2 separate regions of the Homo sapiens genome follow, and region 2 is linked to region 1. Evidence: chromatin loops called from intact Hi-C (ENCODE). Cell type or tissue: Calu3. All regions are shown on one strand. Each heading gives the region's core, and the rest is flanking DNA. Links, peaks and the distances in the headings are about the cores only. Region 1 overlaps LOC102724968 (a long non-coding RNA gene). Region 2 overlaps LOC102724968 (a long non-coding RNA gene).

Region 1 (15,298 bases), core at 6,827-9,326:
TATTCCACAGACATTAATTACTCTCAAGATTATTGAAGGTTGTATCTAAATCCTTAGTTTGAGCAGCCATTTGAATACACAGTGTACAGGAGGCAGGATTGTGCACCTAGAGAGGGAGGACTCTGGATTCAACGAGATCTGGGTTCAAATCCCCACTCCAATAATTACCAGTAAGCAGAATGAACATGGAAAAGTTAATTCTCTTCTTTGAGCTTGATTTCTCACCTTGTGCTTTCCTTGCATGGTTCTTGTTGAGGGCTGGTGGTGGGGAGATTATGTGAAATCATGTATGCCAGACACACAGTGGATGTGCAATAATGGTTCCCATTATTACTAAGGAATCAAGTCAAATCCATTCAAAGGATGGCCTGAACCTTTATGGGTCTGATCACCATTAAACATGTGAAGGCGGGTTAGTCCGCTGGCATTTTGTGTGTGGAGTGAATCAAAAGAAAAATTAAGGTCAAAATGGCTTTCTTCATTTGATCATTCACTTTTTCATACCCCCAGTGCCTGGCACGGTGTCTGGCTTATTTTAGGTCATCAATACATATTTGCTAATTTAAATAAAGCTTTATTAATGCCAACATATTTTGTATGGGCAGGGCTGGCTCCATGGGCAGCCATGTTGGCATGGCTATGCTTGGGAGGGCCCCATGACATCTTCAAAGTCTTAATAATTTTTAAATAAGGGCCCTTCATTTTTATTTTGCACTGGGCCCCACAAATTATGCAATAAGTCTTGTGTACAGGCAAATAAAATGCAATGTAAAAAGGCTGATATTTTCCTTCTAAAAATTCTCCATTGGCTCCTCATTGCACCTAGAAGAAATCCAAGCTCCTTATATGGCTTACCAGTCCTTATATGACTTACATGGTCTCTGTAGTCACACACACCTTGATTCCTAAACTCCAGCCACCCAGGCCTGCTCATTTAACAGTCTGAGCTCTCTACCTGCTCCCCATTTGGGTCTCAGCTCCTAAATCACTTCCATAGCAAGATCCCTCCCTGACCATCCTCCTAGCCACTCTGTCTTTTTAAAAAATTTATTTTATAATTTCAACTTTTATTTTAGATTTGGGGGTATATGTGCAAGTTTGTTACATGGGTATGTTGCGTGATGCTGAGGTTTGAGGTATGGATCTCACCACTCAGGTAGTGAGCATAGTACCCAATAGGTAGTTTTTCAACCCCCAGGCCCCATTTCCCTTCCGCTTCTAGTAGTCTTCAGTGTTGAGTGTTCCCATCTTTATGTCCATGTGTACTCAATGTTTAGCACCCATTTATAAGTGAGAACATGCAGTATTTGGTTTTCTGTTTCTGCATTAATTTGCTTAGGATTATGGCCTCCAGCTGCATCCCTGTTGCTGCTGCAAAGGACATGATTTCATTATTTTTTATGGCTGTGTAGTATTCTTTTTTTTTTTTTTTTTTTTTTGAGATGGAGTCTCACTCTGTCATCCCAGGCTGGAGTGCAGTGGCGCGATCTTGGTTCACTGCAAGCTCTGCCTCCCGGGTTCACACCATTCTCCTGCCTCAGCCTCCTGAGTAGCTGGGACTACAGGCGCCCACCACCACGTCCTGCTAATTTTTTGTATTTTTAGTAGAGATGGGGTTTCACTGTGTTAGCCGGGATGGTCTCGATCTCTTGACCTCGTGATCCGCCCGTCTTGGCCTCCCAAAGTACTGAGATTACAGGCAAGAGCCACTGCACCCGGCCACGACTGTGTAGTATTCTATGGCATATACATACCACATTTTCTTTATGTAATCTGCTTGTGGTGGGCCCCTAGGCTGATTCCATGCCTTTGCTATTGTGAATAGCCCAATCCATTTTCTTAGCCTGCTTTACACTCTTCGTAGCTTCTGATGCTTTCTGAAAGGAGTTAGAGTTTACTTTTATGTTGACTTGTTTATTTTCTGTTTCCCCCACTGTACTAAACTTGATGGAGCAGCCATCTTCCTGTCTCATTCCCTCCCTTGTTCCCAAAGCATTGCCCAGCCCTCAGCACACAGTGGGTGCTCTGAATACTTATGGACTGAAGAATGAATGAACTTGGCAGTTCTGGGATTTTAATCTTAAAATGCCGATCCTTCAGGACTTTCTCCAATGGGAAAGTGAGACCAGAATTGGCACCATATACCCTAGTTGGGGATGAGTGACCATTTGTCTCCATAGCCTCCCAGTTGAGCAAGATGTCCACCATTTCCATGTTCTCCTGGTAACACAAGCTGTGAAGGGCTGGAAGTTGGGGCTTGGCTCCTAAGCCCAGTCTCCCGGGTCAGGTCCCTGCAGTAGGATCCAGTCTGCAGATGGAGATGTAGAAAGGTCTGGATAGCTGGTGTGAACCAAGAGGCAGGAAACAGGAGATTGATAGCAATGAAAACATTGGATGAGAAGTCACTTAACCCAATGCCCCATTTTACGGAAAAGAATATTGAGATTAAACGAGAGGAAGAAACTTATTTTGTAATAATAATAATAACAGCAAAAATCCAACCCAACTCAAACCAATCCAAATAAAATCAATGAAACAAATGAAAAGAAAAAAAAACAATGAGAGGCAGTATAGTGTAGCATTAAGACCTCAATACAAGCATGATATTAAATGAGTTAATACTCCTAAGGGGCTTAAGGCACAAAGTTCCTGGCACAACAAGTTTGCTATATAAGTATTCACAAATTAAAGGCTAAATCTATTGTGCTCTTTTGCTGTTCCAGGAAATTTGCAAGCCTCTTACTTACACAATTTCATTTGATTCTTCCAGTCACCTGTTGAGGTAGGTGCTATGATGATTTGTCCCCATTTTACAGATGATGAAATGAAGGCCCAGGTAGCAAAGCTGGGATGTGGCCCCAGTCTGGCTGACTCTAGGGCTGGGTTCTTGGCCACTACCCTGGATTGCAGTCAAGGGTACAGCTGGCCTGGTACCTCTGTGCTCTTTCCCAGTGCCAGGCCTGAGACTGGCCTGAGTGGGAAATACTGCTGATTCACATGTGCTCTGCTGGGAAGCTGCCTTACTCATTGGCTCGTTCATGCTGCAAGCATTCCCTGCATCTGCCTTGCTCAGGCTTTGTGCTGGGTGCTGCAGACAGGTGAAGTCAGGTGTCTCCTGTTAGGACAGCAGGCTTCCAGGCTGGAGGGGCTGGCAGAAGGTCGGACACACGTTGGAGAGCTGATGAGTACAGGCTTGCTGAGCTTGCTTTTCTCCAGGTCCTTGGCCACCCCTACGTAGGGAGTGCAGCTGGCCTGGGTGTCAGGAATTGTTGGGATCCCAGATATACCAGAGCAGATTGGGCAAACCTTTGAACCTAGGTGGCCTGCTCAGCCCTCCATGCAAAGCCTCATGTGGAGGGCTGGGATAGAGAACTCTGCTGGCTTTGGATGTGTCTGAGAGCCCCACCTGCCAGGGGGCCAACTGTGCTGTAGGGAGGGGATAAAGCCCTAACAGGGGCTACCCCTGGGAGCCCAAGAGCCTTCAGCAATGATTCCAGATTCATATCCCTTACCACTTTCTGGCTTCTCCAGCCTGGAACCTCTGGGCCTGTTCTGCTCCCACCCCTGTCATAAGCACCCCAACAAGACTTGTGGCATTCAACATGGGTCACTCAAGATGAGTGTTCCCTCTTCAGTCCACAGGAGGCATGCCCAACCCTATTGACCTCATTTGCCCATGCATTCATGCATTTATGCCTTCATTCAACAAATAGTTATTGGATTCCTATTGTAGGTTAGGTATTGTGCTGGTTTCTAAGAACACAGCTGAGAAAAAAAGAGTCATAGCTTCTACCCTCAAGGAACCCACATTCTAGAAGGCTCTCATAAAAAGAGTAAAGCAAGGATGAAAAATAATTACATTTTAAGAAGTGCACACAGGTGATATAAGTTGGTGATATGAATTGGCGCTGATTCATATTAGCTCATGAGAGCCAATTGTTAAATTTTCAGGGGTTTTTGTGAGCTAGTAGTTAAACACAGCCATTATAAACATTAAATTATATAAATAATATGTATTTTAATAAATAATATATAATATAATAAATAAATAATATATAATATAATAAATCATATAAATTATATAAAAATCAAAATGAAAAATGAAATGCATGACTCAATTATTTTACTTCTATTGTATCTATACGATGAAAATAATATATAATAGTTTGTGCATTGTTGTACTTCTTTGCCTAAAACCATATTCAGTGACCACATGTTGCTAGCTTGATATTGACCATGATGGGAATATTTACATTATGAAAATTAGGAGACACAACAAATGAGGGCTTTTGTTTTTCTTTGAGAACGATTTGTTAACATTTACTAGCACGTTCCTGGGATATGGGAGAGAATACAGGGGGATTTGACCTCAGGTAGATTCATTTATCGGGGAGATCTCACTAAGGGGGGGGATAGTTTTCTGAGACCTGAGGTTGAGAAGGAGTTGACCATTGTAACCATGTGTTGCAGAGTTTCATGCAAAGTCTCTGGAGCATGGTAGTTTCTGGGAATGGAAAGGGGACCAGTATGGCTGTTCATCAGTACCTGTAGCTATGACATTATGAGCAAGGGGGAGGGAGGAGGGAGATGGGGTTGGAAAAGCAGGCAGGGGCCAGGGCTTAAATTGACTTGTAAGCCATGGGAAGGAGTCTGAAGTTTATTTCAAGCCATGGGAGGGGTGCACAGCTGTGAGAGGGCAGCACAGCCTGACTCCCACCTCCAGTGCACTCCACATCTTTCCTCATCCTGCCCCACAGCTTTCTCCAGAGTTACAGGGGAGGGGATGGCAGGAAGTGAGCCCTCTTGGGGGCAGCCTTCAACCATAAAGCCATGGAGACTAGTGGATAAAGGTCCCAGCTTCCTGTTTTTCAGGTGGAAAATTCTGGGAGGCCTTCTGTACACTTCCTAGAGATCCTGGTACACCCAAGCCCCCTTTGCCTACAGTAAGGATCTCAGTAATATTCCCATATACAGTCTGAGCATCCCAAATCTGAAAATCCAAAATCCAAAATGCTCCAAAATCTGAAACTTTTAAAGCAGAAACATGATGCTCGAAGGAAATGTTCATTGGAGTATTTCAGTACTCATTGGAGTACTTCCTGGGGTCATCTCCCAAATCAACTACCTGTACCAAAGGCCTTATCGCAGGCTCTGCTCTCCAGGGAACCCAAACTAAGACAGGGTGATGTGAACACTGTGCACACAGAGCTGGCAGATGGGGAATGGGTTGGAGGGGCCATTTCTGCCCACTCAGTTTCCTCTACCCATGCCTGGGTCCCCTGGGTTCTTTCTGCAGGGACCCCTTTATCCCACATCCTGGAATCAGTCTTGACTAGGGACAGCCTAGTTTCTGCCCTTAGGCTTGAGTGGGTCAGCCAGGAGGTGATCAAACCCAGCACCACACTGTAGGGGCCACTTCACAAGCCTGGCTGCATCTGTCAAGACCCTCAGTCCCCTCCCTTTTTGGTTGGTCTGGCTCCTGATGCAGATTATCCCTGGCTCCTCCTGAAGGTGTCCTCATCCTGTCCTCCCACCCAGTTCTGCCAGACTGCTGCCTGGATCTGATGGTTTGTCGAGCCCTCTTGAGCTCTGACAGCCCCACAAGGTGGCTTAGCTGTTCCCCAGCCCTGGTCATGTGCCTAAATTAGGCTACAGTCAGTATATCCCACAGATCCCTGCCATGCAGAACTGATCTCACCTGTCCCAACCTGGGCCAAATAGGACACCAGTGTGGCCTCTTCCTCAGTTTCCCCAGTTCAGCATGGGTTAGCAACAACCATGCACTCACTCAGCAGCCCAGGCTTCAAGAAACACTGCTGCTGCAGTGCGACAGTCTGAGACTGAGCCTTCACGGAGGTCAGGTGATCTGTCTCACAGAGCTGGCTTTATACACCCCTGTCTGAATCCTTCCCTACTTGGCAGCCCAAAAGGCCATCTCCTTCTCCTAATGCCCCTCACTTTGCATTCCCCTGCACAGGCTATCCTTCGGGACCCAAATTGGCAAGGCAGCAGACCCTATTCCTTACAGGACGTGTTTCCCTGGCTTTATGACTGGGAAACCTGACCATTCTCCCTCCCTCTCCCCTAGGGACCTGGCTCCCTTCCTCACCATGAGCCCCTCCTGCTGCTCCCTTCTGAAGCTCTCCAGAACATTCTGACTCACCCTCTGACTCATGAGGAGTGTATTTCTGTTCCCATGTCCTGCACCTTAAGGCCCGGAGATCACAGCTGTTACCTCTGTGCATGTGTGTGCCTGTGTGTGCACCTGTGTGTGCATGTGTGTGTGTGTGCCCCTGTGTATGCATGTGTGCATGTGTGTCTGTGTGTTCTTGTGTGTGTGTTTGAGTGTGTGCATGCATGCATGTATGTGCCTGTGTGTGTTTGAGGGGGGCACGTTTTTCTCAGAGAGCTGGAGAGGGCGATTCTCCTATCCCTTCTCTACCTTACGTATACATCCCCTGACCCCTCAGGAGCAGACAGCCACCCTCACAGGCCCCTGGAGATGTGGATGGTGGGGTTGCCACAGAAAGCCTTATGCGAATACAAGTACAAGACAGTACAAGATGATTGTACTATCCAAGGTGCTTTTTAGCAAAGAAAATCCAAGTTGTTGACTCCATCCACTAAACCCTGAGTCTGGAATCTCTACATTGTTGAGCTGGAAGGAACCTAGGGGCTAAAGCTAACTCCTCATTTGTTACTTTGGGCCTAAAGATACCCAGATTAGTAAGAACCATGCCAAAAATTACCCAGCAAGCAAGTGGGCAAGCTGGATTGGTATCATAGTTAATTTATGCCCTAAGCCAATATCAGTCAGCCATTCGTCCTCTCCCCTAGCCACCCTCCACTATCCTGCTAGACCTGTGCCATCCAATATGGTGGCCACCAGTCGCATGTAGTTATCAAGCACTTGAAATGTGGCTAATCCTAATTGACATGTGCTGTCAATGTAAAATATGCATCAAATTTCAAAGGCTTAGTATAAAAAAGAATAGGAAATAGCTCATTAATAATTTTTTATATTGATTACATGTTAAAATAATATTTTGGATATATTGCATCAAATAGAATACATTATTAAAGTTAATTTCACTCATTTATTTTACTTTTAAAAATGTGGCTACTAGAACATTTTTAATTGCATATGTAATTTAAATAGATAATGGTTCATGTTTATGGCTTATATTATATTTTAACAGGAATTGACCAGCCCTTGGGCCAAATCTGGCCCACTGCCTGTTTTTGTAAATAAAGTTTTATTGAAATGCAGCCAGGCTCATTCATTTCCATAGTCTATGGGTGATTTTGCTCTGCAATGGTAGAGTTGTAACAGAGACCCTATGTTCCACAAAGCCTAAAATATTTACTCTATGGTTCTTTATAGAAAAAGTTTGCTGGCCCCTGCACCAGACCATCAATTTCCTGAGAGTAGAGATTCTGAGCTTCACACAGGATAAGTGCTTAATTAATACTAGTTGAATAAATGAATTACTTGATTAATTTTTGGAAGGTAAGTTTGTTGAAATTCCAAGCAGAGGACATAGTGTGTTGTCAAGGCACAGAACCAAGAAACAGCCCTGGGTGTTCTGATAAATGTCTGAGGTGGCCTTAGATACTCACATCAGCCCCCTCCTTGGTCCCTGGCTTCCTGTTTTTTTCCAGGAAATCTCCATTCTGCCTATGCAAACCCCAACAGATCACCAACCAACTCTCAAATCTTCAGTAGCCTGGCCGCTGCCTTTAGGATGAAGGCAAAGGTTGTTAGCAGGGCCTTCCGGCTCCTCCTGCCCCGCCTTGCCCAGCCCTTTAGCCTGGCGCTCTGCCATCTCCTCTCCCCTCCAGCACTCCGGCACTGCTCCTGCAGGCGCCCCACCCATTCTGGTCTTCGTGCCTTTCTTCATACTTTTTCTCTGCAAGTCACATAGCCACCCTTCCAGGCTCAGATCCAATATTTCTTCCTTGAGACACAATGTGGCATTTTGCCAGTTTTGGAGTTTCTTTTAAATGATTGTTCCTATAAGATAAATGATAGGAGGTAGTCGGTTCCCACAGCACTTTGTATCTTTCTTCACTGTAACACTAATAATTGAAAGCAGGAAATCTCACTTTTTATTTGGTATTTGCTGTGTGCCAGACACCACCCTCAGCTCTCTCCATGGATTGCCTTTTAAAATTCTCACCACAGCTTTATGAAATACGTGCTGTTTTGCTCCCATTTAACAGATGAGGAAACAGACTCAGAGATGGCCCTGAAATTCAAATGCAGATTGTTGGATTCGAGAGCCCACAGTCTTAATCTAGGGCCTGTGTTCCTTCCTGAGACTAGGTCCTACTCTCCCACGCCTGGGGTCTCTTCCTTCCAGAGAGGTCCTAGAATCCGCCCTGAATGGGGACAACCTAGGCCCTGCTCTGAGGCCTGCGTGTATCAGCTCATAGGTAAGGCTAACCCAGCATCACAGTGTAGAGACCTCTCCAGAGGCCTCCCTGCAGCTGCTCAGAGAGGCAGTCCCCATCCTTGAAGGTCTAGGGCACACAGTTAAGTATATGTTAACTCTTCCTCATTTTGGGTCTCAACATAAACCATGCTTCCTCATGGAAGTACTCCATGATTGCCCAGAATACGATAGATCCTTGGATATGTGTTCTCACAGTACCCAGCTCTTCTCCTCCCCTAACACTTATTAATTTTTTTTGTACTGACTCTTTTATCGTTGGTTTCCCCCAGTAGACAGTAAGCATCATGAGTGCAGGAACTTTGTTCATTGTTGTATTTCTAGCAATTTTCTCAGTGTCTGCCTGTTACTAGGCACAGTGAACATTTGAGTGAATGAACAAAACTCTACTTGATCTCTTCACCTGGATATCAGCCTCACAAATCCACAGGGAAGCAGAAAAGCATGTGAGGTTCGGTCCCTATCCCATTCCCTCTGCAAGGGACTTAGTGTTGAAGACACTGGTACGTGTTGAAAGGACACAATGGGAGATTGATGATCACAAGGCCGGTAATGTCTGACCTGTGAGCAGAACTTGAGACAGAAAGCAACTTCCTCTGCCTCAGCCAAGGAAACCTACCCTCCTCCCCACACCAACCCCATGTGCCCTCTTGGGCACAGCCTGTGGCTGACAACAGAGCTGAAGGACAGTGGGTAGGTAGGTCCCCTGTCTGGGGACAAGCAGACAGGCCTGTGGCTTGGGCAGTGAGTCAGACAGACTCCCCACCCTGACCCCACCCCCAGAGAGTGAGGGAAGCGAGCTGCTCAGTCACACACAGACAGCTCATGGAGGAGGGACACAGTGGGATTCCAAATCACTGCTAAAGGGTTTCCCCCATTCTTCCTCCTGCTGCTCTAGTGGGTGTGGCTTGAGAATTTCAGTTTTCACCTGTTTCAGGGAAGGCAGTGGCCCAGGTGAGGCCTGCAGCGGTTGGAATTTTTATATTTGCCCTGCACATCCCACAAATATCTCAAGGCTCTGTTGGTGGGTGGGAGGGTTGGTCTGCCCTAGGACCCCTGAGAATCAGGTCTCACGTGCATACCTGGGTCTAGGGTGAACAGCTTATTTTCGCTTGCCTAGGCCTGCCTTGTTTTAAAAACTAAAAATTGGAAGGGCGCAGTGGCTCATGCCTGTAATCCCAGCACTTTAAGGCAGGCAGATCACCTGAGGTCGGGGAATTTGAGACCGGCCTGACCAACATGGAGAAACCCCATCTCTACTAAAAATACAAAATTAGCCGGGCTTGGTGGCACATGCCCGTAATCACAGCTACTCAGGAGGCTGAGGCGGGAGAATCGCTTGAACCTGGGAGGCGGAGGTTGCGGTGAGCTGAGATTGTGTCATTGAACTCCAGCCTGGGCGACAAGAGTGAAACTTCATCTAAAAAAAACCCAAAAAACCTATAAATTCCACTTCCCAGAAACTCCCCAGTCTCAGGCAAAGGAGGCTGGTTGGTCCCCCTTCCTGGGTTCTTTGCACTTCATTGATTGGCTTCAGTACCAGATGCTGTGTCACTAGTTGCTGGCTGGCCACTTCTTCATCATATCAGTGCATGGCCATGGGCTTCTTTTGAGGCTCATGGTTGGGCTTAGGGACAGGCAGCAGCTTGCTTGACCTGTGAACCTGGGCAGACCACCAGGGGCTAGTGTTAACTGTTTGACACCCGGTATAAAGACCACAAGAAGTTCTGCTGAAGTTCTTGCAGATGGTGGGGTGGGAGACGGACCCAGGGCATCTAATCTACCAGGTTGTGATGATGGCCACATAGAGCTGGCCTGAGTTTTGGGACGTATGTCCGTGCAGAGCAGAATAAGCTACATCAGGGGATAGAATAGATATATAATGCAAGACACATATGCCATTTTAAATTTTCTAGTAGTTACAGTTTAAAAAGAAGCAGGTAAAATTACTTTTAATAATAGTCTATCTAACCCACTTATCCCAAATATGATCACTTCAACATCCAATCAATAGAAAAATTTTTAATGAGATCTTTTAAAATGTTTCTCTCTTCATTCTAAGTTTAACATCTGGTATGTATTTCACGGGGTCAGCACATCTCAATTTGGACCAGTCACATTTCAAGTGCGGCTTGGCCACATGTGGCTCTGTATTGGACAGAGCAGAGCTAGGCACTTTTGCAGCAGGGAAAAGGGATCTTTATCCAGACAGGGCTTCCAAGGTCTAAGCAGGTCCATTTTGAGGAGATATTTGGAGTCTACGCAGATGAAGGTAGATCTGCAGATTTCAAAGTCATCAGTTGTGCTGGTGTGATATTGAAGCTGTCTGGGGATACTGTTTGGGGGCTGTAGGTTGTAAGGGGGAAAAGGTGGTTTTATCATAGTTCACCTTTGTGGTACAGCCAGATCAGTAGGAGGAATGCCCGCAAGTGTGGCTGGGGAGGGCTCTTTCTTACTCTTAGACAAAAGGTATTGTCAGCCTACAGTCTTTGCAAGATTTAATCTTAATGGAGCAAGCCTCCAATAGGCCCTAAAGAGGCTCTTGCTAGGAAACCTTGACCATCCTTCCCACCACTCCTTTGTCCCTGGAGGAGCAGTTTGTGGATTGCTTTCTGGGTTTAGTTCCATCTTAGAAGGTAAGAAAAGCTCCATTGATTCTTAAGAATTGTTTTTTCAAATGTAAATGTATTTCTTAGAGCTGTACTTCATTAGTTTTTGAAAACTGCATTTCCTTCTCTCAGAAAAATGGACACTCACAAATATGCATACACTTTAAACTACAATTCTAGGAGGGACCTGAGGTTCCCTGAAGCATTCTTTACACCCTAGATTAAACATTTCCAGTTAAAAAGATACAGAGCTCTAGCTGGACACAGTGGGTGATGGCTGTAATCCCAGCACTTTGGAGAGCCAAAGTGGAAGGATCACTTGAAGCCAGGAGTTCTAGGCCAGTCTGGGCAACAGAGCGAGACCTCATATCTACAAAAAATAAGATAACTAGCTGAGTGTAGTGGCACACACCTCTAATCCCAGCTACTGGGGAGGCTGAGGTGGGAGGATCCCTGGAGCCCAGGAGTTTGAGGATGCAGTGAGCTATGATTGTGTGATTGCACTCCTGCCTGGGCAACAGAGGGAGACTCTGTCTCTAAAAATATAAAAAAATAAGTAAATACAGAGTTCTGAGTTGAGTTTCCAGAGTGTGTAGAGCAAAAAAGATGGGAAAGACAAGTCCAGATGCTGGTGAGCATGTGGAGCCGCCAGAACATCATGGGTGGATTGTGAATGGTTCATCCACTTTAAAAAATGACTTGACAGTTTCTTAAAGAGTTAAATGTGCATCTAGCCTATGACCTAGTAATTCTATTTCTTGATATTTATCTGAGAGAAATGAAAACATATATCCACAAAAAATTATTTACAAAAATATTCATAGCAGCTTTAATCACAATAACCTAAAATTGGAAATGGTTCAAAATATTCATTAACAGGATAATGGGTAAACATTTATGGTCTATTTATACAGTGAGATACAACTCAGCAGTTAAAATAAACAGATTATTGATCTGTTCACAACAACATGAATGAATCTCAAAAATATCCTGCTGAGCACAAAAAGCCAGACACAAGTGTTTATCTGTGTGACTCCACAAATGTGAAGTTCCAGAACAGGCAAAGCTAACTCGTGGTGAGAAATCAGGGCAGTCGTTGCTTCCAGGGAGGAGGAATTGCTGGAAAAGGGCAGAAGAGAACGTTTCTGGGTGTTGGGGACGTTCTATGGGTTTCAGTCAAACTGAAAGACCGGTGTGATTAAAATCTGTGCACATCACTATATGTAAGTTATAACAAAATAGGAAAGAAGCCAGCTAAGGAACTGAATTGTTATCTATGCACGTAAAGACCTGGTACTCATCTAGCCATTCTTGGTGATGGTAGGTAGGTTCCCTGACAGTGGGCCAGCCCCGTTCTTTCAAGTAAAGGTGATGTGTGTCCACTCACATACAAGATTAGGTAAAGACTGGTAGATCCTTGAGGATGGGGACAGGGCCTTATTCATCATGGTGTTCCCAGTGCCCAGTAGGAATGGGCCCTTTACAGGTGCAAAGGAATTATTTGTTGTATAAATGAATAAACAAATGACTGAATTACTCATGGATGGTCTGAACGATGGTCCTGGCACTGGAAGAGAGAGTGGGTCATTGAGTTTTCACACTAGAGAGCACTAAGTAATCAAGTTTTCTCCTCTCCTCCTCCATCCCTTTTTTCCTTCCTTCCTTCCTTCCTTCTTCCCTCCATTATTTCTTTCTCTCTTCTTTCTTTTCTTCCTCCTTCCTTCCCTTTCTCCTTCACCTCCCTTTCTCCTTCCCCTCCCTCCCTCCCTTCCTTCCTTCCTTCCTTCCTTCCTTCCTTCCTTCCTTCCTTCCTTCTTTCCTTCCTTCTTTCCTTCCTCCTTCCCTTCCCTTTTCTTTTCTTTTCTTCCCTTTTCTTTCTTTCTTTTTTCTTTTATTTTCTTTTTTTCTTTCTCCTTCCCCCCTTCTCCTGGAAGAATATCTATTGATCTAGGGTCTTCTTGTTCACTGAGTCTTTAAGGCAGTGTCTATGGACCTATGAACTGTTCTGAGATCTATGAAAATAGCTGGGATATAAAAAAGTAAAGAAAACTGCAAAGTATAAAAAATTAATTTTAATTAAATGTACATAAGACACAACAGTTTGTCAACAAATTCACTTCAACTCTAGTTATATAGAAGTTTCATGTAGTATAAGATATGAACATATTTTAACGTGGTTTAATGATGATACAGCAAAGTAACCTCCGAAAGAAGAGGAATTAGGGACACTAAAGGCCTTAGAATTAACTGTGCAATGGATTTACACTTGATGTAAGAAACTCACTTTCAGTAACATATAAGAAAGTGGGAGAGGGCAGAGGAAGAGTGGAAGAATAGAAGACTCTGTAGTTATAAGGACCTCATTTATCTTTTATGAAAAAATCATTGTAATGACATGCAGTTAAAGATATACATTTGTGGTAGGCAGAAAAATGGCCCCTTAAAAACGTCCATGCCTTAATCCTGTGAACCTGTTACTTGACATTGCAAAAGTACTTTGCAGAGTGATTTAAGATTATGGACCTTGAGATGGGGTGATTATCCTGGATTATCCAGGTGGGCCCAATTTATTCACATAAGTCCTTGAAATTGGAGAACCCTTCCAACTGTGGTCAGAGGTATATGTGAATAGGGAAGAAGGGTCAGAGATGCAACCTTGCCGGCTTTGAAGATGGAGGAAGGGGTCAGGAGGCAAGGGATGTGGTGGCCTCTGGAAGCTGGAAAAGACAAGAAAATGGATCTCCCCTAGAGCCTCTAAAATGGAAGGCAGCCCTGCTGACACCTTGAGGAGCCCCTTGAGACCTGTTTTGGACTTCTAACCCAGATAACTATAAGTAATAAATATGCACTGTTTTTTTGGCAAACATATAAATATAAATTTTAATTTTAAACCTGATAAAGCTTTGAAATTAGAAGATTCTTTTTTTTTGAAATTTAATTTAATTTAATTTTAAGTTCCAGGGTACATGTGCAGGATATGCAGGTTTGTTACATAGGAAAACATGTGCCATGGTGGTTTGCTGCACCTGTCAACCCATCACCTAAGTATTAAGCCCAGAATGCATTAGGTATTTTTCCTGATGCTCTCCCTTCCTATGCTCCCCCTTGCCCTGGCAGGCCCCAGTGTGTGTTGCTCCCCTCCCTGTGTCCATGTGTTCTCATTGTTCAGCTCCCACTTACAAGTGAGAACATGCAGTGTTTGGTTTTATGTTCCTGCATTAGTTTGCAGAGGATAATGGCTTCCAGCTCCATCCATGTCCCTGCAGAGGACATGATCTCATTCCTGTATAGTATTCCATAGTGTACATGTTCCACATTTTTCTTTATCCAGTATATCATTGATGGGCATTGGGGTTGATTCCATGTCTTTTCTATTGTGAAAAGTGCTGCAATAAATACACATGTGCATATATCTTTATAATAGAATGATATATATTCCTTCGGGTATATATCCAGTAATGGGATTGCCGGATCAAATGGCATTTCTGGTTTTAGGTCTTTGAAAAATCACCACACTCTCTTCCACAATGGTTGAACTAATTTACATTCTCACCAACAATGTAAAAGCGTTCCTATCTTTCTGCAGCCTCACCAGCATCTGTTGTTTCTTGACTTTTTAATAATCACCATTCTGATTGGTATGAGACGGTATCTCATTGTGGTTTTGATTTGCATTTCTCTGATGATGGTGATGTTGAGCCTTTTTTCATATGTTCGTTGGCTGAATAAAAAAATAATTTTTTGTCTTTAGTTCTGTTTATTGATTTGTGTATGTTGAACCAGCCTTGCATCCCAAGGATGAAGCTGAGTTGATTGTGGTAAATAAGCTTTTTGATGTGCTTCTGAATGAGGTTTGCCAGTATTTTATTGAGGATTTTTGCACTGATAATCATCAGGGATATTGGCCTGAAGTTTTCTTTTTTTGTTATATCTCTGCCAGGTTTTGATATCAGGATAATGCTGGCCTCATAAAATGAGTTAGGGAGAAGTCCCTCCTTTTCAATTGTTTGGAAAACTTTCAGAAGAAATGGTACCAGCTCCTCTTTGTACCTCTGGAAGAATTCAGCTGTAAATCCATCTGGTTCTTGGCTTTTTTTGGTTGGTAGGCTATTCGTTACTGCCTCAATTTCAGAACTTGTTATTGGTCATTCAAGGATTCAGCTTCTTCCTAGTTCAGTCTTTGGAGGGTGTGTGTGTCCAGGAATTTATCCATATCTTCTAGATTTTCTAGCTTAT
Region 2 (15,298 bases), core at 7,757-10,256, 68 kb before region 1:
AGACTGAGTAGGCCACTGTGGTGCTGGGGGCCACCTGCAACCTCAGCCTGGTGAATCTGCTCAGGCCTTGGTTCAACATGGCTTTGGCTGGTCAGGGTCTTTGGAGTTGGCTCAAAACCCCGGGGTTTAGGCAGAGGAGGGGACTGTGGCCTGGTTGTGTCCATTAGGGCAGGCAGAACAGGTCAGGGCAGAAATCAGGGGGGTGAGCCTCCCTCTGTACTGTCCAGTTAGTTGGGGTGGGTGGAGAGGGGTGAGGAGCTGGCTGTAATTAACTTTACCAGCGTCCTTAACAGAGGTGAGAGAACCTTTCCCCTACTTCCCTTTCTACTCTGTCCAGCTTCCTCAATGGCCTTGAGGACCTTCCCAAAGCTGTGACTAGGCCAGGGAGCACTGAATTGAGCCATGCTGCCAGTGTGTTCCAAACCAAGATTATATCCCAGCTCTGCAGTTCTGCAAAACCATTTTCTTTTTACAGAACTTCCCTGAGGGCTGGGTTGGGGCCTTTGTGAAGTCAGTGGGTGCATTAAGAGATTGTTGGAGTGTTGGGGGATTGAAGGATGGAAGGAGGGAGGAGTTGACAGTGTAGGAAGAGGTTGACATATTGGAATGGAATGGAAGGGTTGCTGAATGGACAGATGAATGAGATGGTAGATGGGGTTAGGTATTGGTGGATTAGACATGGAATTGTATGTATAAATGGAAGGGAGCATGGCTCCCTGAAGGGATGGGTTAGCATGTGAATGTAGGAATTGATGAGGGTGGAAGTAAATGTAGAGAGGGGTTGGAAATTTTGGTGGTTGGATGGAGGATTTGGAAAAAGAAGGGATGGTAGGTGAAGAGTTGGAGGAAGGGGGAGGGGTTGACAAATGTATGGACAAGTTGGCAGATGGGTGGAGGGATTGGTGGATGGATGAAGGAGTTTGGAAGATAAGTGGAGAATGGTGCATGGATAGAGAGAAGGTCAGATGGAGAGGAGCTGGGAAATACAGGGGCTGATTCATGGATGGAAGGATTGGCATGTGGATAGTGGAAATGGTGGTGACTGAAGGTTCTGTGGAGGTTGAAGGAGTTAGAGGAAGGGTGGAAAAGTTGGCCTATAAAGAAACATGAATCGATGGAAGAGTGTTTGGCAGGTGGGTAGGCAGTTGGTAGAAGGATGAGGAGTGGGATTTTGGAGCTTCCGGTGGGTGAAAGTTTAGATGGATGGGTGGAGGTGGGTAAATGGAAGACGGTAGATACAGGAGGAGATGTCAGATAGGAGAAAGGATTGGCAGATGGGGAGAGGAGGTGGTAAAGGGGCAGAAAAAAATGGCAGACTGGCAAAACCCTCTGGGGAAAGTTATAGGGATAGGTAGAAGTGTGGGAAAGCTGTCTAAATCCATAATGGAAGAATTGGCTTTGTGGCTTAGGCATTAGCCCCGACAGACCTCCCCTTATTTCCTTGGGCCTCAGACACCTTTTGCCTGTGGGTGCTTAGGGACCATTCCAGGTAGTAGAAACCTTCAGTGCCCAGCTCAGTAGGTGACCCTGACCGTCCTCTCCCTCCCCTCTTCCCTCCGCCTTCAGAACCAGGCTCTCCTGAGGCTCATATATCCCCAGTCTGGCAGGCTTTCTGTAATTAACTCTGCAACATTAGCCCAAAAGGTGGGGCAGGTGGGGCTGTGAAGAAAGGAGCTGACTCAGAGGCAGATGTCTATCTCCTGCTGCTGTGTCAAGTGTGGCCACTGTCCAGCACAATGGGGGCAGTGGCCAGGGTGCCTCCCTTCCCCACCAGCTGTCTTGGGTTCCACTCTGGTCTCCCCCCAAAAACTTGGGACCAAGGGAGAAAGTTAATTATGTAGGAACCTGGCAGTCACCTCTCTCTCTCTCTGTCTGTCTTTCCCTTTCTCTGTCTCTCTCATTCTGACTCTCCCTTCTATTCTCACCTCTTTCATCCATCTTTTTCTCTTCTTCTATACCTATTTCTCCCATTTATTCTCTGTTTCTATTTTTCTTTGTCTCTGATTCTTTCTCATTTTATGTCTTGTTCCCTTTCTCTCCCTCCTTTATATCTAGGTTACTTCCCGCTTGCTGTTTTTGGTGGTTCCCCCTCCCCCTTTCCTCTGTCATTTTCTCCATTTTCATCTGTTTTCTTTTCTGCCTTTCTTTGCCTCTCTCATGGGCAGGTCTCCACACCTCGCAATGGAAGCCTGTTTCTTTCTTCTGCACCGTCTCTCCTATCATATGTGTCTTTACACAAGAGCAGAATAGTTTTGAGGGATGTTCTCTCCTGGGTTTGTGTTTTTTTTTGAGATGGAGTCTTGCTCTACCGCCCAGGCTGGAGTGCAGTGGTGCGATCTTGGCTCACTGCAACCTCTGCTTCCTGGGTTCAAGCAATTCTCCTGCCTCAGCCTCCCTAGAAGCTGGGATTATAGGCACCTGCCACCATGCCTGGCTAATTTTTGTGTTTTTAGTAGAGGCGGGATTTCACCATCTTGGCCAGGTTGGTCTTGAACTCCTGACATCAGGTGATCTGCCTGCCTCGGCCTCCCAAAGTGCTGGGATTATAGGCATGAGCCATCATGTCCAGCCCTCTCCTGGGTTTTTAATTAGGCTTAGAATCTTCTCAGAAAGCTTTTCTCCTTTTCCTATTGATTTGTAATAAAAATGGGATAATCAACCCACTGGGAACCTCTGGCCAGAGCTAGAGGGGAAACAGGGGAGAGAAAATAGTGGCCACTCTGCAGACAACAGGCCCTTGTCAAGGAAGCCTCTTCCCGTGTCACAGTGGATGAGCCTTTGTTGGGGGCACAGAGGAGCAGGATCCTGGCATGGACACAGGGGAAAACCTGATATTGCGTTGACCATCTCATGGGGCCCAGTTTTCTTCTGAAGGAGCTCACAAAATACCATAGTGGTCAAAGTACTGGTGTTTGAGAGGCCCGGGTTCAAGTCTCAGCCCCAACACCACTCACTAGCTGTGGAATCTCAGACAGGTGACTTAGCCTCTCTGATTCTCACTTTGCTCATCTCTAAAATAAGACTAACAAGAATGTTCTTGTGGAGTTGTTCAGAAAATTAAATGAGAATGTTGGAAGAAAAGCACCCGTATCAGTCATGATTCAGCCAGAGAAGCAAAACCACTAAGAATGGCATAAACTGAGGGCTTTCTTATGAGGGTTTGATCCTGTGCAGTTGTGGAAGCTGGTTCAACCATCTACAGGGGGCCATTGCTTCGGTGTCTGGGCCTACAGTCAACAGAACAAGCAGGTGGGGAAGGAAGGATTGACAGGAACTGTAGGGCAAGGGCAAAGCAGAATGTGAGCTGGATTATATAAGGAGGCATTGAATCTGCATAGGTCTCTTATCTCCTCGAACTCCCCAACTTTGATGATGTGAGTAACCTGCTGGAGAAGTGATGGCTATTGTCACATTGCTGCACACATTCATGGCCAGGAGTTGAGGAGGCTGGAGGAGGAGGCCTGGCAGGAAGTGGAGGAGCTACAATCTGGGTGCTGCCCTATGTCAACCAGCAATACCTACCAGGGGCAGAGAGGCCTAAAGTTACACAGCTGGTGAGTGATGGCTCTTCCATCCGACTGCAAGTCCATGGTTCCACTGTACACACTGTGCCCTCAGTGGGAGTGGAGACATTCATGGACTTGTGTCATTGAGAAGCAGTCTAAGGAAGATGAGGCCCAGGTATCCATCTTTCCATAGGTCCTGCTTCCCCTTCTCCCATGACTTCCAGAGCATGTTCTGTTCACAGTACATTTTTAGCTCTCGGAATCTGAATTGAGGTTGTGGCTGGGCTAACCCACATCTTGGTGGCAAGGCCCAAGATTTGGAGATGAGGTGATGACTTGTCATGTACGGCAGTGGCAGTGGCTCAACACTAAGTGATCTGTGACCCCTTTGCATGCCTGGGAAGAAAGTGGCTTACTAAGAAGGAGCCCATCCAAGGACTAAATTTCCCAGGTCCTTTTGCAAAGGTGGGGCCTATGACATGTGAGTGGAAGGAATGTGCATCACTTTCTGGCCAGGGAGCTTAAGAAGAAGGTGGAGTTTCTTCATTTGTTTGCTCTCCTGCCAGTGGGATGTCAACACTCAGTGTAATCTTAGAAACCAAGTGTTGATTATGGTGGAGACTTCATCAGCCTGGGTCATTGACCTAACCCAGTGGTTCTCAAAGTGTGATCCCCAGACCAGCAGCATCAGCATTGTCTGGGAATGTGTTAGAGATGAAAAATCTCAGGCACCACCCTAGATCTACTTAATCTGAAAACTCTGGGGTGGGGCTCAGTCATCTGTGCTTTAAAAAACTTCCAGGGGAATCTAATGCATGCTCAAGCTTGAAACACCCTGCTCCTCTTAGTTACCATTCCATTCATAGCTCCTGAATGGACAGCCAGGCTCATGACGGCTCAGGAGCTTTACTGCTTACTCCCATGGCCATCCTCACCTTCCACCCCACCCTTGCCTCTCAGGGGGTTTCATGAAGAAGACAGCAGTGGCACATGCTCTATATAATTCTTAACATGAAAGAAGCAGAGGAAAATGGCATTCTCATGAAATAATTCATTAATTCCTTCCTCATTTTTTCATTCCCTGAACAGCCATAGAGAAGCATTAGGTTGACTGGAAAACTTCCCTGGAGGAGCTACAAAATACAGTTTGGATCAACAGCCCTATAGGTAGGTTTTATTATCACCACAGTTTTATAGATGCAAAACTTGAGGTTCAGGGAGTGTGGGTGAGAGGTGGGGCCAGGATTCAAGTCTGGTTCTCTCTGCCTCCATCTTCCACATTTTTTGGCACTCTCATGGCTTCCACGCTTGCATTTCCAGGTGGTTGGTCTTTTGCAAACAGAACTCACCAATTGCAACCTCTTTGCACCTAAGGAAGAATCACATCAGGCATCCAGATCATTTGAGAAAAATCTGCTTGTCACATTTCCCCAAATATGTTACACAGGGGCATATGTTTGCATTATGCCTGTGACTATAAATTCAATACATCCTGAAAGAGTGAATTAATGAGTTAATTAGCAACTGGGTAGCTAGCTTGTCCTCATCTAAGTTTGCTTATCTAGAAACTTCTTGTATTTTTCCAGCTTGAGAAAATATTTTCTGCAAAGAAGCTGGCATCCAGCTGTAATTGCTGCAATTGTTTGTGGAGGGCAAACAAATGGACATAGTCCTCGTGGAAGATGAATGACATGGTACAGGTTAGGGCAGTGGTTCTCAAACTTTAACATGTGTTCAAGAATCACCTGTAGAACGCCAGAACACAGATTTCCGTGACCCACCCCAGAGTTTAAGATGTGGTAGTTCTGGGACAGACCCCCAAATTTGCATTTCTAACAATTTCCTAGATGATGCTGATGCTGCTTCTGTGGGAACCACACTTTGAGAACCACTGGATTAGGGTAATCTAGATCCTGCAACAAAACGGCAATGGCTTAACGCTGTGAGCATGTATTTCCCACTTCCTTACAGGGGAATGACTGAATATGGTGTGATATGACATAGGATACAGCTATGAAATGAATCAAATATAAGTGGATTGATCTGAAGTGATAGCTGTGGTCTGATGACTGAGATAAGCAACTTGCCAAGAAATTTATATAGCATAATCTCATTTTCGTAAAACAAAACAAAAAACTAAACCAAAACCAAAATAAAACAACCTACTTCTCCAAACCTCAAGCCGTATCTATGTTTTATAAATATAGGACAAAATACATAAGACTATACCTGATTATTAACATAAGGGTACCTCTGAAAGTTAAGGGACATTATTAGCTTTCTAATAATATTCCCTTATTATTGATTCATTCATCAAAACTGCCATGGTTCTGACATCATGGGCATCCTAAGAGGAGGTAATGTTTAAAATAATTCTAAAATGCAAGAAATAATGAAAATCACTCAGCTCATAAAAGGGTGGATTCAAGGCTGCTTTGTTTCTTTGTATGTGTAGCCCCCGACAGGGATGGGGCAGTGTTTCTTCTGTCTAGAGGGCACATGATGCTGGAATCATGGCAGTTTTGTTGAATGAATGAATGACCATGTCAGTGACCACATGCATGCACTGAGAATCTAACTTTTGGGGGCCAAGGCATGCCTACGAGAGCAAACCATCTAGGAGCCCCCAAATGGGGGTGTATTGAGAAGGCAGCTACTCCAGGATGTACTCCATGATGCCCTGGCTTTAGATGGGTGAGTATTGCACCAGCTTAACCCTCCCTTCTTGAGTCTAAGTCTCTGTTGGATCCCAGAGGTTCATCCTCGAAACTGATAGTAAGCGGTAGAGGCTTCAGCACTGATAAGCAAGGACGTATTTCTCCCAAAGGAGGGAAGTAGAGATGTGACTCAATAGACACCAAAATCAGAGTCTTTGGGCCCAAAGTGTCCCAAATAAAGCCAGGGTAGGATTCCAGACTCTACGCTCACAGGCTGCAGTCTCTTCCTCCTTGGTGAATGGCTAGGCTGACTTTCACAGGGATATTAGAGACCGGGTTCCTTGGGGTTTGTGAGCCCACAGTGGGAGGGCTGCTTTCAAAGTTCACTTAATTACACCTCCGAGCAGGTTCAGGGGGCTCTTGGGCACAGGGGCCTTGGGCCATGTGTTGGGGTCTCTGATAGCCCTCCTTGGTGCTGGCTTTCAGGGAGGCTGAGGCTGAGTTATACCCTGCAGCTATGCCTAGTGATCTGGTTCCTTATGGGAAGTTGGGAGGACAAATCAGCTTGAGAGCCACTTGCAGTTATTCAGTGGGGGAAGAGAGGAGATCATTTCATGTGGCGGAGACGGTGGGGGGAGGAGGGAAGGGAGTTCTTAGGGGGAGAATCTCTGAGGAAAGGATCCAGTCCACAAGGTTAAGACAGGAAGTCCCTTCATGAGAACTAAAATCATCAGCAACTTGATTCAGGCTGCTTGGCACAGGGTAATAAGCACCAAATAGGAAATTTGGATCCCAGTTCAGCCAATGTTTAGCTGTGTGGCCATGTGCCAGGCTTTTTGCTTAGTTAAATGTCAGAAATAGTGGCTGCATTCATCTTCACAACAGTCCTATGCAGTAGGTGTAGTCACCATCCACATCTGCATATGGGAAAACAGAGGCTCAGAAGATCTCACAGCTAGAAAATATCAGAGTTAGACCTGAGCTCAGGCTCTGTGCTGGTGTTTTCATTACTGGCATTTCTTTTTTCTTTCTTTTTTTTGGTTGAGTACTCATATTTCTATATCTTCTCTCTTAAATTCTCTGAACCTCACTTTAGGGTTCACCTATAAAAAGGGTTTGTATTCATCAATTGCCAGCCAAGAAATGGGAATTGCTCAAGGTTTTTCAAACAAAGAAAATTTAATACAGGGAGTTAGTCACACAAATGACTGAAGACACTGAGAGGCAATTCAGATTTTAGTAAGAGCCGGAAGCTGCACCTGCCCCCTTAGGGCTGCAGGAACAATGGGAGGAGGTATTGTTATCAGATTCTAGGAGTCTGGCCATTGGCAGAAGCTAAGACCATGTTGGTTTTTGCCCCGTGGGTGTGGCACCATAGCAGTAATTACTGCCAGAGATGTCACTAGGAGCAGAGGGGAAGGGAGAAACATATCCTGGCTTCTCCCTTGTAGTCTTGCTCACATGCTTCCCATTGGTTAAAATTACCCTGATGCCGGAGGACAAGGGACCCTGGGGAGCGTAGATCCCACAGGAGGTCAGAGGAAGGGTGCCAAATGGATCTAAGACCAGACAGGCTGTTGACGAGTTCAGAGCTAAGGGTCGTTGGGAGTACTAAAGAAGACCATGTGGGACACAACGTGACATAGGGTGACAAAACTTGTAGGGCACTGCGTGTGTGACCAATCCGGTTGATTACCGGCTACCACTGTCAGATAGGAACAGAATAATAGACTAAACCCCAGAAAGGTTTAGAACATAGGAAGGAAATAACAAAATAAGAGCAAAAGTTAATAATACAAACATAAGGCCTGTTAGGGAGGTTCAACAAACCCAAATGGACTCTACAAAAAAAGCTAGAAATGAAAAGGAAAGTCTCGCTACATATACAGCAGACAGACATTACAAATAACAAAACGATAGGTGAATAATTTTATACCAAAACATTGGACATACATTTTTTTTTTTTTTTCTGAGATGGAGTCTCACTCTGTTGCCCAGGCTAGAGTGCAGTGGCGTGATCTTGGCTCACTGCAACCTCTGCCTCCCGGGTTCAAGCAATTCTCCTGCCTCAGCCTCCTGAGTAGCTGGGATTACAGGCATGTGCCACCACGCCCAGCTAATTTTTGTATTGTTAGTAGAGACAGGGTTTTACAGTGTTGGTCAGGCTGGTCTTGAACTCCTGACCTCATGTGATCTGCCCACTTCGGCCTCCCAAAGTGTTGGGATTACAGGTGTGAGCCACTGTGCCTGGTCACCAAAACATTGGACATCTTTATGAAGGGAATGCTTCTAGGAAAAATATAATTTGCCAAAACTGACTTAAGTAAAAATAAACAATTCAAATAGATCTATGGCCATTATCTTATTATTCCAGACAAAATAGTATAATTCCTATTTTATGAATAAGGAAATTGAGGCCTAGAGAGGTGAAGAAAATTGCTTAAGAATCTGCAGGTTGGAAGGGGCGGAGGCAGAGCCAGGTGTGTCTGGATGGCAGGATTCTTTCTCCTGTGCTGGGAGGTGGGAGGAGGTGATAGGGCGAGGCCCCTGCTGGGAAATTCCCCAGAGATGCCTGCTATTTGGGTTGGTCAACTACTAGACACTTTTAATGCGCCTCTAGGAGAGGCATTTGGCACCTGAATTTCCCCTGAAGGTTTCACCATCACCGTCTCCAATTAAAGTAGCACAGCAGCCCTGCATCGCCTGGAGAACATTCAGTACCACCCATCTGAGGGGAGCAGGATAGGGCAGCCCGTGCCTTGGCCCTCGGCCCTTTGACTCAGCAACTGCCCAGGCCCAAGAATGCCCAGTGCCTGACTGGGCGCCCACAGCCGCAGCCCAGGCCTCTGAGCGAGTTTGCCTCTTATGAAGAAGCAGGTGGCGGCTTGCTGCAGAGTCCATGTGGGTGACAGACTCCCACCATTTGAGGCCTCCAAGAAGCCCACACCCTGTGGGTGGGAAATGAGTCTTGAAATGGAAATTGTGATTGAAGATGCAATGGCTGACCTTGGCCATGAGAACCCTTGTCAAGTGGCATCTCTCTGTCTGTTTTGCATCCCTTCACCCTTTCTCTTGGGAATATCACCTCACCCTTCCCTTCTTAGGGTTCTGGTGAGGTTGCCAAGGACAATATCCTACCATCTGTGGCCACATGAGGCAAGCTGACGAGCTCTTCCCTTGGTTGATGCTAAACAGCAATGATGTCAGCCTGGGGTTGTCTGGGGACATGCCCACTGCCCTCTGCATCACGATAGCTAGAGGAGAAAATGAGGAAATGTACAGAGGGACACAAAGCTGAGAGAAAGTGGAGATGCCTGACAATATTATTTGAGCTCCTTGATCCAGATAAGCATGCAGTACCATTACCCCATTTCCCTTCTGTCGTAGGGGACAATACTGTCTTTAAAAAAATTTTTTTTGAAACAGAGTCTCATTCTGTGGCCCAGGCTGGAGTGCAGTCGTGCGATCTCAGCTCACTGCAACCTCTGCCTCTGGGATTCAAGCAATTCTCCTGCCTCAGCCTCCCGAGTAGCTGGGACTACAGGCGCCCTCCACCATGCCTAGCTAATTTTTGTGTTTTTAGTAGAAACAGGGTTTAGCTATGTTGGGCAGGCTGGTCTCAATCTCCTGACCTCAAGGGATCTGCCTGCCTTGGCCTCCCAAAGTGCGGGATTGCAGTCGTGAGCCTCCATGCTCTGCCAATCTTGCCTTTTTATTCTTAAATATGTTTGAGTTGGGCTTTTTTCTATTGAAACCCAAAGAGTCCTGACTAACACAGTTTGTCTTGGCTTCCCTCTTTCTGTGTCCCTTCTCAGTGACTAATTTCTCCGACACCCTACGACTCCCCTCAAGTGCTCTCAGGAAACGGGCCACACAACGCATTCAACTAGCTGTTTTTAGTTGAAATGTTTCGCTTGGCCCTGAATATTTTAATGGTTGGCATAATGATAAAGAATCATGAAAAAGAGCCTGCAGAGGTGGAGACTCAATAAAACATATCTGCCTGGGGAAGGGGTAGACAGAAATATTCATCACTGCTAACATTGATTGAGTCAGAAATGGTGCCCTGTGCTCCCAGTGAATCAGCTCATTTCATCTGCACAGTGACTCTACACTTAGCTTCTATTGTTTTTTCTGTTTTACAGATGAGGAAACTGAGGTTGCAGAGCTTAGATAATTTGCCTAGAGTCACAGAGTTAGGAAGCGGTGGTGCCAAATTTTGAAGTGAGGAATTTTACTTTGCAGTGTATGTTCTGAACCACTTTGTTCACTTAGATAATTAAGTGACTTAAACAAGTTTAGCTTGGTGAAATTGGTTGGCCGCGGTAGGGGGGAGTTCTGGGCTTTTTTCAAAATTATCTTTAATGTATTTAATACAGTTTTCTTAATTTAAAGACACTTAAATAGAAAAGGTATTTTTATTTTGAGGGGGGTTGCATAAGAAATGCTGTGAGTTAAAAGAAGAAACTAAAACAAACAAACAGTAAACCCTGAAGCAACCCTTTCCATGGCTGCCAGAGTTCCCCCACCAACACAAAGTGATTCTGTTCTCTTCGTTAAAGGAAAAGCCCCTCTGCCTGGAGGTTAAAGGCTGTATTTCAGCACCTGACTGAAAGCTCTCCAAATCTGGTCCCGACCACTTTCCCAAAACTACCCACGGCAGCCACTGCCCTGAGGCAGCCTCACTGAGCAGCCCCTGAGGTTTTTCAGCTTTAGAGTCCTTGCTAGCAGTCCTAGCAATGTATTCCCATGGCCATGTGGTTCTGCCAAATTTGTGAAAATAAGATATTTAAACTGATATAGGTTAAGGCCACTCTCTCTTCTTCTCTGATATTTGTACCATTCCTCTGTCTCTTCTGTACTGTTAGAGCGGTCCCAAGGACTTTGGGAATCTGGCTAAGAAGATACTGAGTTGGGGATACACTTAGTTTGGGCTTATAGCTGTGTGATTTGCAGTCGCTTCCATATACGGGTAAGTAATTGCTAATCATCCCAGTGTCGAAATCTGCTTCCAAGGACACTGGTACCACCTACTGTGCCGACTCACATGTGATGTGTGAATGTTGCCAAGTGAAGGTTTGGGGCCAGAGGCTGTTTCACGACGTGAACGTGTTCTGTGGTGCCCAAAGTATGGCGGAGAAACCAAGTTTGAAATGTACAGAGCTGGAAGCTAGTCTGTGGACAATCCTTACAAGTTCCAGAGCTCAAATACGAAAAAAATTCATGGAGGTTTTGCCAAACTTTGTGACAATCCTTAAAAAATACAAAGGATATGAACAAAGAGTTAGGAAGTGGAGAGACATTTTCTAAATTATCAGTAATAAAAGTCAAACTGATCAACCATTAATATTATAAAACTTGTTATACTACTACTGACATGGGAAGAGACAAAGAGAATGAAGCCAAAACAAGTAGGAAAAACAATGTTATCAAAGTAGGTCGGCAGTTCATTAATGCACAAAATGGCTATTTTTCTGAATGGCTGAGATGTTTCTGGTACTATTCAGCTTTTTATTGACAAAATTTATAATTAGTTGTAATTTCTTTTCTCATTCTAAGTGAATATTCCCTTTTGCTCCTACATTTTTAAAAATCATCTTTATTGAGGTATAAATATACAATGAAATCCACACACCTAAGGGGACTGTTTGTGAGTTTTGACAAATGTATATACTTGGGTAACCATCACTGCAATCAAAGCATAGAACATTTCTGTCACCCGGACCACTCCTTCCTGTCTCTTTACACGCAACCTCCCTGCACACTTTGCCCCAGACAAGCACTAACTTGCTTTTTTTTTTTTTTTTAATCACTATAGATTTGGATTGTTCTAGAAACGTCACTTAAATGGAATCATGCAGTACCCTTTTATGTCTGGCCTTTACTGAGGGAGAGATCGGCATTTTGGTGGGGGACTCGGAACTGTACCTCATTTTGTGTTATTCACAAATTTATCTTATTTTCTTTCAATAAGACTTTCTAATTGGGATACTCTGCGTATGGCCCTACTGCTGCTTTGCACTCTGGGTATGTTGGACATCCCACCTCCTCAATAAACTTCCCATGCACACTTCTGAGTCTATGCCTAGAACACACTGTTCCCTCTGCCTGGAATGCCCTTCCCTCCTGAGCCACTGGATGGATCAATGATCATCCCTCCTTGTCCACGTCCAGTGTCTCCTCCCTCCTGGCTTTTCTCAGGCAGAATAGCACACTCCTTTCTTAGATGCCCTAGGATGTTTGGCTTATATTTCTCATCAATGTTCAGTTTATATTGAAATCGTTTTATTTTTGTCATTCTTTCCCTCATAGAATCTGAGTTTTTTAACGGAGGTTTTTGATGGGGGCATTGTGTGTTCAACATGTGACACCTGCTCCTCTCTGCCCCCCTGCTCACCCTAAGTCAGTAGACTGTCCTATGCATTGCAACAAATGTTCATTGTATATGAAAAAAAAGTGAAACTCTTCACATGACATTATAGAAACAAGACAAACAATTCCTTTATTTAGTTGTAGCCATTACTATTTGCTTTCTCATGTGTCAAGAGAAACCAAATAGTGGGGGCAGTAGCACTCACCATTCAGCTAATGGAATGGAAGTGAACTGACTCCATGGGGAACTTCAAAGGAGCCGGGCTCTGGAGGCATAATGGACTGAAAACTGTTCCCTAAGGGATATGTCCAGTCCTAGCCCCTGGAACCTGTGAATGTGACCTTATTTGGAAATGAGATGTTTGCAGCTATAATTAAGGTAAGGAGCTTGAGGTGAGATCATCCTGGATTAGGGTGGGCCCTAAATCCAATGACAAGTGTCCTTCTAAGGGACAGAAAAGGAGAAGATGCAAAGAGACCCAAGGAAGAAGGTCATGTAAAGACAGAGGCAGACATTGGGATGATGCTGCCACCAGCCAAGGAATGTTAGGAGCCATCAGAAGTTGGAAGAGCCAAGGCAGGATCCTACACTAGAACCTTTGGAGGAAGCATAACTTTGCTGGCACCTTGATTTTGGACTGCTGGCCTCCAGAATTATGAGAGAATAAAATTCTGTTGTTTTAAGCCACCAACTTTGGGGTAAGTTGTTGTGGAAGCTGTAGGCAACTAATATAGAGTTGGCAATCTTAAAAAACTACATATATGGAGAGCATGACAAAAGTCAGTTGAGATGTGATAGAGAAACTCTATGGAATTGAAAGTTTGAATGAAGAACCAAAACTCCCGAGGGCTCTGTGAACATTTCAAATATCCAGTCAGCAGGGCAGAAGGCTCTCCTTGTTTTAAAATACTTTTTTTTTTTGAAATAATTTAAATAATTGTTGAAATGGTGAAAAAAATAAAAATTAAGTAAAAAGATATCATTTTCACCCATCAAATAGACAAATATATTAAAAAAAAGATAATCCCTAGTTCTTGCCATGGTATGGGGAAAAATGAAATTTTATTCCTAATGTTGGGAGTCTACCTCCTGAATTTCTCAACAGATGTAAAAGAATCTTAAAAGATACATATCCCTTGACCAGTTAATTCTGCTTCTCAGAATTTATTGCTAAGGAAATATCAGAGATATGAATGATATAAAGATACATTCAAGCTTATTCATTATAGCACTGTTATGGTTTGGCTGTGTCCCCACCCAAATCTCATTTTGAATTGTAGCTCCTACAATTCCCACGTGTGTGGGAGGCAATTGAATCATGTGGACATGCGTTTCCTTGCTATTCTCATGGTAGTGAATAATCCTCATGAGATCTGATGGTATTATGAAGAGAAATTCCCCTGCACAAGCTCATTCTGTCTCTTGCCTGCCATTTTGTAAGACATGCCTTTTGTCTTCTGCCATGATTGTGAGGCCTTCTCAGCCACATGGAACTGTGAGCCCATTAAATCTCTTTTTCTTTATAAATCACCCAGTCTCAGTCTCAGGTATGTCTTTATCAGCAGCGTAACAATAGACTAATACAGTTGAGGTGAGATCATCCTGGATTAGGGTGGGCCCTAAATCCAATCACAGGTGTCCTTCTAAGAGACAGAAAAGGAGAAGATGCAAAGAGACCCAAGGAAGAAGACCATGTGAAGACAGAGGCAGGCATTGGAGTGACACTGCTACCAGCCAAGGAATGTCAGGAGCCACCAGAAGCTGGAAGAGCCTAGGCAGGATCCTACACTAAACCTCTGGAGGAAGCATGACTTTGCTGACACTGACTCAACTGACTTGTGACTTACTACAAGTAAGAGTAGAAAGTTAGAGTAGAAAGTTAGTAGAAAGTTAGAAACAATTTGATATACTCTAAGAGTGGATTGGTTAAATACATGTTGGTATAGTGGCAGAAGTGGAAAAATGCAGCCCTCAAACTTCTTATTTATATTATAGTGAGATACCTAATAACTTGACGAAATGCTTAAGATAAAATATTATATACATATACCCACATACATATCATGAAATATAATAAATTATCCCTGTTTTAATGGTAATAAATTTTGGGTAAAGAGAAGGGACATTTCTTTCTGAGGATCATATAGCTAGTAAATACTGAACACAAGTTCCAAACCCAGGACAATGTCATGCTGTTATGGGCTGACTTGTATCCCCCCAAATTCCTGTTCTTGCAACCCTAAACCCCTAGTACCTCAGAACGTAATCGCTTTTGGAGATAGGATTTTTAAAGAGGTAATTAAGATTAAATGAGGCCTTTCTTTCCTGTGGGCCTTCATCCAATATGACTGATGTCCTTCTTTTTTTTTTTTTCTTTTATTATTATACTTTAAGTTTTAGGGTACATGTGCACATTGTGCAGGTTAGTTACATATGTATACATACGCCACGCTGGTGCGCTGCACCCACTAACTCGTCATCTAGCATTAGGTATATCTCCCAATGCTATCCCTCCCCCCTCCCCCCACCCCACAACAGTCCCCAGAGTGTGATGTTCCCCTTCCTGTGTCCATGTGATCTCATTGTTCAATTCCCACCTATGAGTGAGAATATGCGGTGTTTGGTTTTTTGTTCTTGCAATAGTTTACTGAGAATGATGATTTCCAATTTCATCCATGTCCCTACAAAGGACATGAACTCATCATTTTTTATGGCTGCATAGTATTCCATGGTGTATATGTGCCACATTTTCTTAATCCAGT

What was found. A loop is a pair of places that touch in the nucleus more often than their neighbours do. Peaks named below come from ENCODE experiments on the same cell type or tissue, not always from the same donor. Only the 100,000 strongest peaks of a DNase experiment are listed, where the experiment ranks them.
Region 2: it touches region 1 in a loop (5-fold over the local background); 2 of 110 quality-filtered maps call a loop at or near these places.

The regions. Positions count from the first base shown.
Region 1 is chr20:40,556,102-40,571,399 of GRCh38, reverse strand. LOC102724968 (a long non-coding RNA gene) reads left to right here. Exons shown (of 8, transcript XR_001754596.2): 8 at 1-2,830. Among named protein-coding and RNA genes, the nearest start is that of MAFB, 130 kb to the left of the region's middle. In Calu3, for the core only: no CTCF peak of the experiment used is centred there; DNase peaks (open chromatin) are centred at 7,839 and 9,169.
Region 2 is chr20:40,624,963-40,640,260 of GRCh38, reverse strand. LOC102724968 (a long non-coding RNA gene) reads left to right here. Exons shown (of 8, transcript XR_001754596.2): 3 at 4,596-4,673. Among named protein-coding and RNA genes, the nearest start is that of MAFB, 57 kb to the left of the region's middle. In Calu3, for the core only: no CTCF peak of the experiment used is centred there; no DNase peak of the experiment used is centred there.